Regions from separate parts of the Homo sapiens genome. Here region 1 is linked to region 2. The links are chromatin contacts, found by Hi-C or POLR2A ChIA-PET in ENCODE. All regions are on one chromosome and are shown on one strand. Each heading gives the region's core, a stretch centred on a gene start or an enhancer-like site at or near the end of the contact. The rest is flanking DNA. Distances are from core to core; before and after follow the strand shown. Region 1 overlaps LOC107987122 (a long non-coding RNA gene). Region 2 overlaps LOC107987122 (a long non-coding RNA gene).

Region 1 (6,699 bases), core at 532-3,031, 95 kb after region 2:
CAGGGTGGGCGATGATTGAGGGAAAGCAAAGAACTGTCCACTTGCTGTCAATGATCTCCCGCAAGGTCTCAGGAACAGCACTCCCACAAAAATGGATTGGGGAGCAATATGTCCGATTACAGACAGTCTGACATCATGGAGCCTAGTTATCTCATTGTACAGATGGCAAAACAGAGGACCGGAGAAAGAGGAAACCTTGCCCTAGGCCACACTGCACGTCGGTAATAGAGAATCCAGGATCCCAAGATTTGAGTCCAGAGATCCTTCCCATCACACCCACGGAAGGGGAGGATTCTGCCAGCAGGGGCCGCTGTGGCCAGCGCGCCTGCGGACTAGGATCCTTGTGCATCTGCAGACAGTTGATGAAGGTCTCTCGTTTCCCTGGGACTGATTAGGTTCAATTGAATTATCCATCTTGTGCCATGGTGTCCCAGACCCATTTCTGAGGGGTCACCACGCTGTTTAGGATGAGCGATGCCGGCTGGAGGCCCGCCAATGCACCTGTGGTATTTTGATAACTTCACATATTGCCAACTTCTTAATTTTAATATACAACTTACAAGCAGGGCAAAGTTTAACTCACTCTAATCAACTGTAAAATGAACTGGGGACTTGCTGTTCCCCTCTAAAGACCTGCGTCTGCATCGTGCTCATCATTAATGGTCGTGGAGCTCTCTGCTTGCCGAGATTGGTTATTAATGAGGGCTGGAATTACGGATTTCAATTAAGTACTTTGCACTGGTCCTGAAATGCAGTGGGATCCACTCTGGGGAAATATAAATGCTGAGATGAAATACAGTCCTGCCTCCCAACCCCCTGTGTCCACAGGTACCATCTTCTCAGCTCCATCTCTTTCTATAAATCTGTGGCAGCACCCTGCAGGACAAAGAGGGTGGGCATTGGGTCCAAGCCTGGGCCACACCATCTGTAGCTTTTTCCTGGAGTCTAGGCTTCCTCAGCTACAGCTTGAGTTTATGGAGGGCTCAGTATGTGTCAGGAGCTGGGAGTATAAACACGAATAAACCTGGTTCCACCAGCTGTCAAGTCTCTCTAAGAATGACTATAAAGGTCAACATTGGTTAATAGGCATTGATTAAGCACCTACTATGTGCAAGGCATTGTTCCTAAACTGATACCTAGGAAATTTTTCTGGGAAATGCTTTGAAATCCAACAGAACTGAGTCTAACTTCTGATCCTGCCTGCTCAACCCATAAGGCCTTGGGCAAGTTGCTTAGCCTCTTTGAAACTCAGTTTTTCCCCCTCTAAAATGGGAACAATAGCATTTTCATTACATGCTTCTAAGGATTAAATATGACAGCCTAAGTGAGGCACCTGGCTTTTCCTGAATGCTCTTTCTTAGACCTTTGTGAGGTTATTTACAACAAGAAGGCAGTTCTTTGCTTTCCTTTAACCATTGCACCCTCCGCTGGATTCTTTCTTGCATCTTAGCATCTCCCTCCCATGCTGTTATAAGTATTTAATAAAAAGCCATTACTATTATTGCCCATCTCCAGATCTTTACTGATCATCTACCATGTTCTCAGACCTAAACTAGGCGCATTGGGAAAATGCCTCATCACATGATTAGATAAGAATTTGTTCTCAAGCAATTTAATCTCTAGTTTCAAAAGCAGGAATAACACAAGTTGAGAAGAATTCTGTATCTGTAACTAATTAAGATTGCTGGTGCCTGGTTGAGAGAAGGGGAGAGGTGGCTAACGCAGACTGGGAAACTCAGGACACTGATCTTGATAGAGAGGTGAAGCGACCAACCAGAGAGCAGGGCTCCTGGGCCACGAGGCTGGGTGATGTGAGAGGACAAGGAAGCCTGTTCTTGATTGGCTTGCAGGACACCCACGGAAAAGCCATGGGAGCTGTAGCATAATCTGTGGTGTGGTGTGGCAAAGAAAGCTCTGGATGCTCCCAGCTCTCCTATGTGACCTAAGCAAGTCTCTTTTCATGTGGGGTCTCAGTTTCTCCATCTACAAAATGGGGAGAATTAATCCAACTTCTTTGTGGGCTTATTGTGAGGATTACATGAAATACAGAGTGTGAAAATGTTTTGAAAACTCTAAAACCTGTGGGCACATGGAGAAGCAGACAAGCATCACAGGAGTCAGGATGAAACCAGACAAGGCAGTGAACACACACACAGTCAGTGACTTGAGATCTTCTTCCTTGGGTGTGTGACCCCAAGAACATTCACCTTGGTCCGGGCTGCTGGCTGCAGCTTCAGACCCTGGCTGCCTCCCCTCGGGCTGGGCAGCATTTGGATCCCTGCTCACAGCCTCAGGCTGCTTCACATTCCAGACGTGCCACTTCCTCCCTCATGCTGTGACGAAGAAAACCACAAACAGATTTCCCATTAACTCATGAAAGCCTTGCTGCCTGGAAAGCAAAGCCTCCTGCTAGTCCTCAGCACTTTCCCAGGGGAGTATGGGAGAAGGCAGGTGGGGGAGACAAGGGCTAAAGGGGAGAGCACAATGCCAGCTCAATTGTCATACTTGGAGGGGACAAACAGCCAAGACCAAAAACCCAAGAAGAAACAGGAGGCAGCGTGATTCTCCTGTGCCAACTAAGTGCTGTGCTACCTCTGTATAATGACTTAACCTCTCTGAGCCTCAGATCCTAAAAAAACAAATTGTGCAAGAATATACTTCAAAAAGAATTTAAAAGCCATTGGCCATTTTCCTGCTGTCTTAACATTTACAACTGACATACAGAGAAGAATTTTGAAGTTATTAAAGCTTATCTATATCTATTCTCATAATCAATCTTCAGAGCAAACTTGGGAGTAAAATAACAGAAGTTCATTTGCACACTTTAGAGATTAGAAAATCCAGGCTCAGAGAGACAGTCCCCCTCTGTCAGTAGAAGAACTGGGTCACCTGACATCTCACCATATTCTTCAACGTCTTTGCCTCTCTCCCCTGAAAGAAGACTCTTTCTGGACCATAACATGCATAATGGTATGAACAACACTTAATTTGCAGCGCAAAGGCTGAGATTCTTTTTTCTTTTCTTTTTTTTTTTTTTTTTTTTTTCCCCAAGACAAAGTCTCACTCTGTCGCCCAGGCTAGAGTGCAGTAGTACAATCTCAGCTCACTGCAACCTCCACCGCCCCAGTTCAAGCAATTCTCCTGCCTCTGCCTCCCAAGTTGCTGGGATTACAGGCATGCACCACCATACCCAGCTAATTTTTTTTTAATTTTTAGTAGAGACAGGGTTTCACCATGTTGGCCAGGCTGGTCTTGAACTCCTGACCTCATGATCTGCCCGCCTCAGCCTCCCAAAGTGCTGGGATTACAGGCATGAGCCACTGCACCAGGCAAGGCTGAGATTCTTAGAGGTCAATCATCCCCCTGTCTCCACACCACCTCAGGTAAAAGACCTGGAAACTTAGAGAGATCTCAGCTACCAGACTGATGACTTTAATGCTATGAGGATACTTTGTTATTGGACATCTCTTTGGAATTGCTTTTCCTGGTTTCTCTTATGGGCAAAGAGTTTGCAGCATAGGATTACTTTTTATTGATAACCCAGAGAGGGGGCCTGTGAGAAAATGAAAAGTCTGTGCACTTGCTCAGGGCCAAATGGATTGAGCCTGATTTTGAAAATGCTTAGGATCCCTTTACTAGGATGGCGGATGAGCAAGAAAAAGAAGGAAGATTCACACCTCTTTAATCCCATCAGTGCCATAGCTGTTGTGGCTTGAACTGCATTCCCAAAAAAGATATGTTGAAGTCCTAACCCCTGATATTTGTGAATGTGATCTTATTTGGAAATAGGATTTTTGCAAATGCAATCAATATAAGATGAGGTTATACTGCAGTAGGGTAGACCCTACTCCAGTGACTGGTGTCCTTATAAAAAGAGGAAAATTTGGTCACAGAGATATGTGCAGAAAGAATGCCATATGATGATGGAGGCAGAGATTACAGTGATGTGTTTTCAACCAAGGAAGAGCAAGTATTGCCAGCAACCACCAAAGCTAGAAAGAGGCAAGGAAAGATTGTCCCCTAGAGCCCTCAGGAGGAGAATGGCCCCACAGGCACCTTGATTTTGGACTTCTAACCTTCAGAACTATAAGAATTAATTTCTGTTGTTTTGAGCCACCCAGTTTGTACTTTATTTATAGCAGCCCCAGGAAACTAATGCAATAGCATTGGCAGAACAGAAAATGAGTGGCATGTGTTACAACCACCAGAATCCACCTCCCCATGATGCTCTGGCCCTTCTGACTGGCAAAGCCTTTGTGGATTTTGTTGCCAATGTGGTCTATCCCGTGTCTTAGAGATCACACCAAGGCTCATCCCAGTCCAATGCAGAAAAAGTTTATGTAAACATTGTATAAGTATTAATTTTAGCGACTTCTAAATCTCTTCCCAATTTTGAGTGACTTCTAAATCTCTTCCCGATTTTTCCACCTGCCACCTTCCACCTTTCCAATCTCTTCCTGATTTTTTCACCTTTCCACCTTCCAAAAAACTATCTTAACCACCCACATTCACCCAATCATCCACCCATAGGTTAATCATATATTAATATAATATGTCCTACACAGTAGGACACAAAAGTGAAGGTGATAACAAGTCCTGTGATCATAGGAAGTTTAGATTCTTAGTGGCAGAAGCTATGGGAAGAAACATAAAATAAACATGTAATCTGATGAAGAAACAAGTTCAAATATTGAAAAGTGCTACATATTAAGCAAAACCAGGTAAGAGAACAAGAAGGAATGGAGGTGGGGGAGGCCACTTTCAGTTGGATGGTCATAAAAAGCTATGCTGAAGAAGAGTTTTTGAGACAGGTGGATAGAACCTTATATATATTTCTGAAAGTCAGTGGATGCTATTACTCATGAGGCTCTTCATCCTGTGAGGACTGATATTCCCAATATCTTATATCTTGATTCCATGTCCTCTACCTTTCCACTGGCCCAAACCTTAAAAAAAGCCTGAATTCTAGATTTCATATTCCTGGGAGTCAAATATAAATCACTATTTCCCTTCTCTTCCAGTATGCTACACTGTTTATAGGCAAGTGACTATATAATTTTTCATTCAAACTGGGACACTTCTGAGAAGGGGAGAGGCATTCTGGATCATTACACAGGACAACAGGCATAAACCAGGATGGTCCCAGACAAGCCAGAGTGTAAAGTGACCCAATTTACAGGCTGTAACTAGCTCCGAGATCGGTAAACTCAGTTTTTTAATGCAAGTGCTGTATCCCAGATCAATTAGCTAAGATGGAGAGGATGGAAGAAAGGTAGATATGCAAATAGCTGTCCAATCAAAGTCACCCAGCCTTAAGGTAAAGGCCTTTGCCTTCCTCCAGATTCACTGCATTCCTGTTACTACTAAACTTCTTTAGGATGAGTCATGATACATCAAAGATGCCAGCATGCCCCTCTTCACCTTCTTAATCCTTGGAAAATTACAGCTTACGGCAGAGGCTGCTAGAGGGCCCCCTAATATCCATGCTCCCCTTGTTTCATAACAACAGAATCTAGCTGCCCAGAATAGAGGGTACATTCTTCAGCTTCCCTTGCAGCTAGGTGTGGCCATGTGACTTAATTCTAGTGAATGGACGCAAACACAGGTGTTGAGTGGAAACTTTCACAAACCTCTCTGAAGATACAGTTGTTTGTTGGGTATCGTCTGCCCTTTCCTCCCTGCCTTCCTCCATAATTCTGTGACAAACATGGATATGATGGCTAGAGTTTCTCCTTGGACCTTGAAGTCAAAGGGCACATCATAGAGATGGTGGAGGGATGAATTGGAAAGAGCTGGGTGCTATCACATGACCAATGGTATGACCACCACTTGATTGGGAGGTAAGTGGCAGGTAAGGGTTGAGATTAGTTGTCAATCTAATCATCCCTTGCCTCCACACCACCTCAGGTAAAAGATCTGGAAACTTGGAAAGATCTCAGCCACCAGGCTGATGACTTCAATGCTAGAAGAATGATACTTTGTTATTGGACATCTCTTTAGAATTGCTCTTCCTGGTTTCTTTCATGGGCAACAAGTCCAGCCACTAGCAGCCGTGGACTTTCAAGTGAACAAGAAATAAGCTTTCACCCCATTTAAGCTACTCTGTAAGCACTCTCAGCTGTGCCTAATCATAACTGAGACCAAGTTCCTCTAATTCCTGACATGAATTCTACAGGGTGGGAGAACTGAGTCCCAGAAAGGGGATGTCCAAAATTCGTAATTAAAATTGAAAAATTAAATTAAAATATAGCAGGCTTCCCAACTTCCAGCTTTCACTATATTCATTCTCCTACTCAATAAACTTTTCTTGAACACAAACACTGTATCAGGCAGTAAACAGGTACTGAGTAAACAGAGCTGAGTAAATCAGGTTACTCTTGTCGGGAGCTCACGATCAAGAGAACAAATAGTAAAATTACAGTCTGAGAAGTGTTATACACATGCACGCACACGTGCACACGCACACACAAGGTAATGTAGGAACCCAAAAGAGGGAGGAGCATCTAACTGCTCTCAGGAGAGAATTCACAAGGGAGGCAACACTGGAGCTAAATCCTTAAGAAAGAATAGGAGTTTTCCAGTTGTGGAAGGGGGAAATGGCATTTTAGGCAAAAGTATGCAGGCCAGAGAGAACATGGAACAGGTGCTAGGCATAATAATGTCCTCCTAGAGATGTCCAAGTCTTAATCACCAGAAGCT
Region 2 (7,185 bases), core at 122-2,621:
CTGGATGTGGAGTTCAATCATACCGCAGACTTTAGTATCACACAATATACCCTGTGGCAAACCTGCATATGTACCCCCGAATCCAAAATAAAAGTTTTAAAAAAAAAAAGTGTGCAGGAGGAGTGTGGGGGGAGAGGAGGAGAGTACAGGAAAAGAGGAAAGTACAATGGGAAAGGAGGGGAGGGGAAGAGAAAGGAGGGAAGGGAAGGGAAAGGAAAGGTGGATAAGGGAAGACAAAAGAAAAGGTGAGGAGAACATGGAGGTTCATACAAGGTTGTAAGGGCATAGAAGCAGTGTACATCATTGCAGCCTACATTCTATTGGCTACAAATCAATCTTATGACCCATCTTGGTTTCAAATATTGGAATCAGGACCAGAACCCATGTCCCCAGAGCTGGTCCAGGTGCTGGTCACACACAATATGATGCCTGGCCTGGGGGCCTCATGCCCACTCCTCTTACCCACCCCACACACTTGCCTTACCATATGCACCACGCAGATGAACTGCCATAGTTCCCACCTCAGTCACCTCTGCAAGAATGCCTTGATTTTGCCAAACACTTGATATTTGGCATGAGGAGCTATAACATCCAGATGGAGGTATCTTTGCTCTCAATTCATAGAGGCAGAGAAAGTCATGATTCTAGACCAAACTCTTCATTTCACCAGTGAGGAAACTGAGGACAAAGCAGGATCCCCATCCGGGGACCAGCCCAAGGAGACACGCCTACAAAGCCGCAGCACTGGGCAGCAGAGCCAGGTCATCAGGCTCACCACTGGGACCACCCATCAGGAGGCTATGACCACGGTTAAGTTCTTAGAGAAAAACAACTCAAAGAGAAGACTTTTAGGCCTCCGGGAAGGAATTATCTGGGAGAAAGAAGCCTTCCAAGAGCCCTTAAATGATTCTGCATGGCCTGCTCAGTTAGTTCAATGGCTCTCAGTCTTTCTGCCTCTGTTGTGGCACACTCATGATAAGGCACAATTCTGGATTCAGCTAAAATCCAGGAAGAGCTTTCTTATTGAAGAAAGTAAATGAAATATAATAAGGGTGAAATTAGCACAATGACTTTGAACCTACCCTGATCTATATTTTCAAGCGAAAAACTTTCACATTTTTTCTCTATTTTTTTTTTTCCTTTAACAAGTTAGTTCCATCTCTTACCCTGGTCCAAGCCCCTAAGTGGAGTGGGAGCTTGGCTCAGCATCCCTGCTGTATGAACCCACATCCAACCCACCCTCAGGAAGGCTCGTCCCTGCAGGGAAGCCAGACTTAGGAGGCTCGTGCCTATCTCTCAGGCTCCAGTTCCACTTGGCAGGGGCTTTCTGGCCTGCCTCTGTTCTGAGATGGCACCGAGATAATGCAGAAACCAGCACAATGCTGACAGCCTGCCCCATGTTTACAGTACATCTCAGCAATGTTCCCTAATGCTCATGTAAACAGACTGCATGGCCCAGACTTAGCGGCTCCAAGCACTCTGGCAGGGGCCCAGCAGGACTGCCACGTAAAACCCACTTCCCACACCTGAGCTTCTTGACCAGCCAAGGGCAACTCCTTAGAGAAGAGGCTTGTAGAGCTGAAAGGCACCCCACAGACCTCATGGCTATGCAAACATGCAGCCAATATGTAATTATCAGAACGCTGTCATGGACTATGCCTGAGCTGAACAAAAAGACACACTTGGCTTTAGTCTTCATGGAGCACCCAGTCTGGTGGGGAAAACAGGCCACTGCCATGCAGTGCCACCATGGTGGCCACATCAGGGCTGGGAAGAGGACACCATCCTCAATCTTGACTGAGAAGGCGCTTTCTAAACACTGGTCCCTCCATTTCCTAAGCTCCCCCTATGAACCCAGTGTGTCCGGAATTGGTGGGTTCTTAGTCTCACTGACTTCAAGAGTGAAGCCGCGGACCCTCGCGGTGAGTGTTACAGCTCTTAAGGTGGCGCGTCTGGAGTTTGTTCCTTCTGATGTTCAGATGTGTTCGGAGTTTCTTCCTTCTGGTGGGTTCCTGGTCTCACTGGCTCAGGAGTGAAGCTGCAGACCTTCGCGGTGAGTGTTACAGCTCTTAAGGCAACGCGTCTGGAGTTGTTCGTTCCTCCCGGTGGGCTCGTGGTCTCGCTGGGCTCAGGAATGAAGCTGCAGATCTTCGCTGTGAGTGTTACAGCTCATAAAAGCAGCGTGGACCCAAAGAGTGAGCAGTAGCAGGATTTATTGCAAACAGCAAAAGAACAAAGCTTCCACAGTGTGGAAGGGGACCCGAGTGGGTTGCCAATGTTGGCTAGGGCAGCCTGCTTTTATTCTCTTATCTGGCCCCACCCACATCCTGCTGATTGGTAGAGCCCAGTGGCCTGTTTTGTCAGGTCGCTGATTGGTGCGTTTACAATCCCTGAGCTAGATACAAAGGTTCTCCACGTCCCCATCAGATTAGTTACAGAGTTTCGACACACAGGTTCTCCAAGGCCCCACCAGAGCAGCTAGATACAGAGTGTCGATTGGTGCATTCACAAACCTTGAGCTAAACACAGGGTGCTGATTGGTGTATTTACAATCCCTGAGCTAGATATAAAGGTTCTCCACATCCTCACCAGAGCAGCTAGATACAGAGTGTCGATTGGTGCACTCACAAACCTTGGGCTAAACACAGGGTGCTGATTGGTGTATTTACACTCCCTGAGCTAGATATAAAGACTCTCCACGTCCCCACCAGACTCAGGAGCCCAGCTGGCTTCACCTAGTGGATCCCGCACCGGGGCTGCAGTTGGAGCTGCCTGCCAGTCCTGCGCCGTGAGCTCCCATTCCTCAGCCCTTGGGTGGTCGATGGGACTGGGCGCCATGGAACAGGGGGTGGTGCTCGTCTGGGAGGCTCGGGCCGCACCGGAGCCCATGGAGTGGGTGGGAGGCTCAGGCATGGCGGGCTGCAGGTCCCGAGCCCTGCCCCGTGGGAAGGCAGCTAAGGCCCAGCGAGAAATCGAGCGCAGCACCGGTGGGCCAGCACTGCTGAGGGACTCAGTACACCCTCCGCAGCCACTGGCCCAGGTGCTAAGTCCCCCATTGTCCGGGGCCAGCAGGGCTGGCTGGCTGCTCCGAGTGCCGGGCCCACCAAGCCCACGCCCACCCGGAACTCCAGCTGGCCCGCAAGCGCCGCACGCAGCCCCGGTTCCCGCTCGTGCCTCTCCCTCCACACCTCCCTGCAAGCTGAGGGAGTGGGCTCCAGCCTTGGCCAGCCCAGAAAGGGGCTCCCACAGTGCAGTGGTGGGCTGAAGGGCTCCTCAAATGCTGCCAAATTGGGAGCCCAGGCAGAGGAGGTGCCAAGAGCAAGTGAGGGCTCTGAGGACTGCCAGCACGCTGTCACCTCTCACCAACATGGAGATGAGCACTGGAAACAGCCCAGTAAATAAGACACAAGTCACCTGACATCTTTTTTGTGTGTTTTTCCTACTAACAATGCTCCCTTCTGTGTTAGTTGGCAAGTACTACCATGACAAAATACCATAGACTGGGTGGTTTAAACTGAAAATATTTTCTCATAGTTCTGAGGCTGGAAGTTCTGAGGCTGGAAGTGTCAGCAGCCTTGGTTTCTTCTGAGACCTTTCTCCCTGGCGGGTAGATGTCCACCTTTTCCCTGTGTCTTCACATGGCCTTTTGTCTTTTGCCCGAGCACCTCAGGTACCTCTTCCTCTTCTTATAAGAACATCAGTCAGATAGGATTATGGCCCACTCTAGCAGCCTCATTTCAACTGTATTGCATCTTTAACTGCCCTATCTCCAAATACAATCACCTTGAGGAGTGAATTTGAGGGGAAGATAATTCTGTCTATAACACATTCTATGTCTAGAATATGTTGCATTTTGAAGTTAAGAGAACATGTAACAACTTGTAAAAATGTGGGCTTTGGGGACAGGCAAACATGGGTATGACTTTTAGATCTGTCACTTACCTTCTGCCTGATTTCGGATGAGTACCTTACGGAGCCTCAGTTTTACTCATCTGTAAATTGAAGTAATAATGTGTGCATTACAAGTGTCTTGAAGGGATTAGAGGTTGGGTTGTAGAGAGTATTTAATGAATGCTACTAATGCTGCTGGTGGTACTTGTTAATGGCAGGAAAGGTAGTTTGGGGTAAGACGAGTTTAGATTTAGACTCAGATAATAGCAGCTTACATTTATGGAGCATATATATGCCAGGCACTGTTCTAAGTGGATTCACTCATTTAATTTTTAAAACAACACCAGGAAGCAGAAACAACTGTTATCCCCATGTTATAAATAGGGAAAGTGAGGTACAAGGTTAAGTAAATGTCTTCAAGGTCACAGACAGGTAATAAATGGAAGATCCGGAATTTGAACCCAGGCCTCCTGACCCCAGAGCCCACACAGTCAGTATTACTATAACTAAGTCATCTAGGACTTTAAACAATGTACTGAATCTCTATAAACTAAAGCAATATTCTCATGGCCTATAATTATCAAAAATTAACTTCTTAATTATGAGATGCTCACAAAAGTTTACTTCTCTTTTTGCTTGAACTCCAGAGATTTTTATTAGGGAAACAATAATGGTAACACTTTTCAGAGAGAGGAGCAAATATCAAAAATGGAACTTATCTATAAATTAAACCCCTGCCCACACCCCAAATAGAGAACAGAGCTTGAATCCATCCTTTAAAGCTCAGAATGTTGATTAAAATGCTTTTATGAAGTAGAAAAAAATAAAGCTAATATTAAAAAATCCTGTTTTATTAATCCCCAAAGGAAGGATTTTATTAATTCCTTTAGAATCCAATAAAAGTGTGTTTTTTTAATCAAGTTTGTTTTTCAATTCCTACTCAAGTGTCAAATCATAACAGAAGAGCCCACATTTCCTGAGAAGCTTCTAGGTACAGGGGCTGGGGCTGGAGTATGGGGGACAGACATGGACCCAGGCCGTTTAGACAAGCCAGCTGGATAAAAACAAACATGAAATATTAAGTACTATCAAGATGATAGGAAAAAGCAGTGCTCATGAGGGTGATTGTGTCTATTTTATTATTTTATTTTCATACAAACAAGAACTGTTTATTCCAGAACAGTGTCTGGCACATATTATATTAGACCTTGAATAATACTTGTTGAATAAGTAGGCAAAAGTATAATCATGGAGTGTCTTACTGATACAGTAAGAAGTTTGCTTTTAATTCCAAAACAACATCTGTATGGCTTTTAAGCAGGAGAGTAACATGGTCTTTATGGATTTTTTTTTTCCTTTTTCGTAAACTACCTTGATGGCATTAGGAGAAGGGATACATACATGTGAAAGGAAATGAAACAAGGAGACCAAGTCACTATATAGCAGGGGTGACGTTGGCCTAGACTAGGGGTATAGCAGTGCAGGTGGGAAGAACTGGATGGATCCAGGATATATTTGGGACCTAGGGTTCACAGGAGACTTTGTGGATTCGATGTGAGAGATAAAGGAAAGAAGGACATCAGTATGAGCTCCTGGCATTTCACTTGAGCATCTGGGTAGACAAGGTTATGGCATTTACCGAGATGGGAGTAATATAAGCATGAATGGATTTGGGGCTCAGGGAGAGCAGAAATTAAGAATTCTATTTTAGGTATATTAAGGATAAGGTGTCTATTAGACATCTCATGAAATATCAAATGGTTGTTGGGTGTGTAAACCAGAAGTTCAGAAAGATATCAGATGGTCAGTATATTGAGGCATGGAGGTGGAAATGCTGGGTGTTCTACCAGAATCATTTGAAGCAAGGGTAAGACCTACTCTTTCATGATAGCATCAAATTCATGCCTCAGCCAAACTAGAAATCATGGGGTGCTTAAAAATAGACAATATAAATCAACACTTGTTCTTCCTGCAGAAAATCCAACACATCCAAATGGGCTGCCACATCCTTTGAGGAGCTTCTCCTAGGCTTTCTAGCTCTCTCCCACATCCAGCAAGTTTTAGGTGAGACTCACTGGTACCCACATATAGTTAAAGTCCACCCTGCAAATTGTGGGTTTAATCAGATGCATGGCTTCATCGCTTGGGCTTAATGAGGTAAACCAGACCTCCGGTAATATCGCCTGTATAATTGACATGGTTCTCTGGGAAACATTACGCTTTATAATGAAAATACTGTATATAATTAGAATCTAATAGGAAGAAAATAGTAATTAGCCAGAATTAACTGAACAGACGCAATCAGGCAAATAAAGGTTATCCTCAGGAGAGGACCCTTCAGAGTTCAAACACACGTCCTATAATTGTAGAGAAGCCCCAGTAATTAAGAGTAATTTTTTCCCTGCATCGTGGTGGAAGAGTTCTTTTTTCATTTTTTACATTTTTGGTCTTCGGTTTGTGTGTGTGTGCATGTGTGTGCATGCATGTGTGTGCCTGCTGAGTGGCAGAATGAATTTGGCCAAGACATAAAAAGGATCTGGAAGGTCGCACACACAAAGCCATGAAAGTAAGGAAGGGCAAGTGCAAGGGCAGGGAACCTAGAGCCTAAAGTTCCAGGTGCAATGCTCTGTTATTAACTAGCTTTGTGACTTTGAGTGAGTCACTCCCCATCTCTGATTATAACGATAATAGTGGTTACTGTTTACTGAGTGTCCACTTGCTATGACCTATCATGCTAAGTACTTTCCATATATTATCAATATAATCTTTGTATTCTTAACCACTGGATAAACATCCTCCCTTCTTTATTTGCTTTAAAGCAAAGACTTCTCTTTTCTCCTACATAAGATTTAAACCAGACAATTTTAAAATACTAATAACGACAATAAAAATTTTCCCCAGGGTTATTGTGAGAATCCACTAAGATCATGCCCTTTTTCAAGCTGTAAGAAGGAAGAAAATCAGACTTTATGAACCATTCGTTTACACCAAGAATTGTACAAGAACCTGGACTTGTCAGGCCCCATATCTGAGCTCCCTTCCTGCAATATCCACTCAGCATTGATGGCCTCTCCTACGGGCGTTATGATTAGGGTGTAAGCTTGTGCTACAAGGCTACGTTCACAGGAGTGCTCTCTGGAAGATAATGGAGTCACTCACCTGCTTCATCTGTGAGAGGAAAAGAGGGGTGTTTTGCTGGAGGACAGTTAGCCTTGAGTGAAGCCAGGGAAATTACTGTGTGGACCACGGTGAAGCAGGTCTTCTCTTGCCAGTCAGTGCAATGGCCTCTCCAGC

Evidence for each region. Hi-C counts contacts between places; a loop is a spot of excess contacts on that map. ChIA-PET counts read pairs that join two places held with the same protein, here RNA polymerase II (POLR2A).
Region 1: a map of prostate gland shows a loop between it and region 2 (3-fold over the local background). The contact joins two enhancer-like sites. A Hi-C loop is called at or near these places in 2 of 168 maps with a recorded cell type or tissue (esophagus muscularis mucosa and prostate gland). POLR2A ChIA-PET finds 5 or more read pairs at or near these places in 1 of 52 experiments (OCI-LY7).

Annotation. Positions count from the first base shown.
Region 1 is chr9:119,961,675-119,968,373 of GRCh38, forward strand. All of the region lies in intron 1 of LOC107987122 (a long non-coding RNA gene), which reads right to left. Among named protein-coding and RNA genes, the nearest start is that of LINC01613, 30 kb to the left of the region's middle. RefSeq lists enhancers at 1,433-2,030, 2,031-2,626, 6,688-6,699. Within about 2 kb of position 1,782, at least 7 of the 41 ENCODE cell types and tissues checked have a DNase peak (open chromatin) inside an H3K27ac peak, as active enhancers do.
Region 2 is chr9:119,867,485-119,874,669 of GRCh38, forward strand. LOC107987122 (a long non-coding RNA gene) reads right to left here. Exons shown (of 3, transcript XR_001746919.2): 2 at 7,051-7,185; 3 at 210-3,992. Among named protein-coding and RNA genes, the nearest start is that of LINC01613, 64 kb to the right of the region's middle. Within about 2 kb of position 1,372, at least 2 of the 41 ENCODE cell types and tissues checked have a DNase peak (open chromatin) inside an H3K27ac peak, as active enhancers do.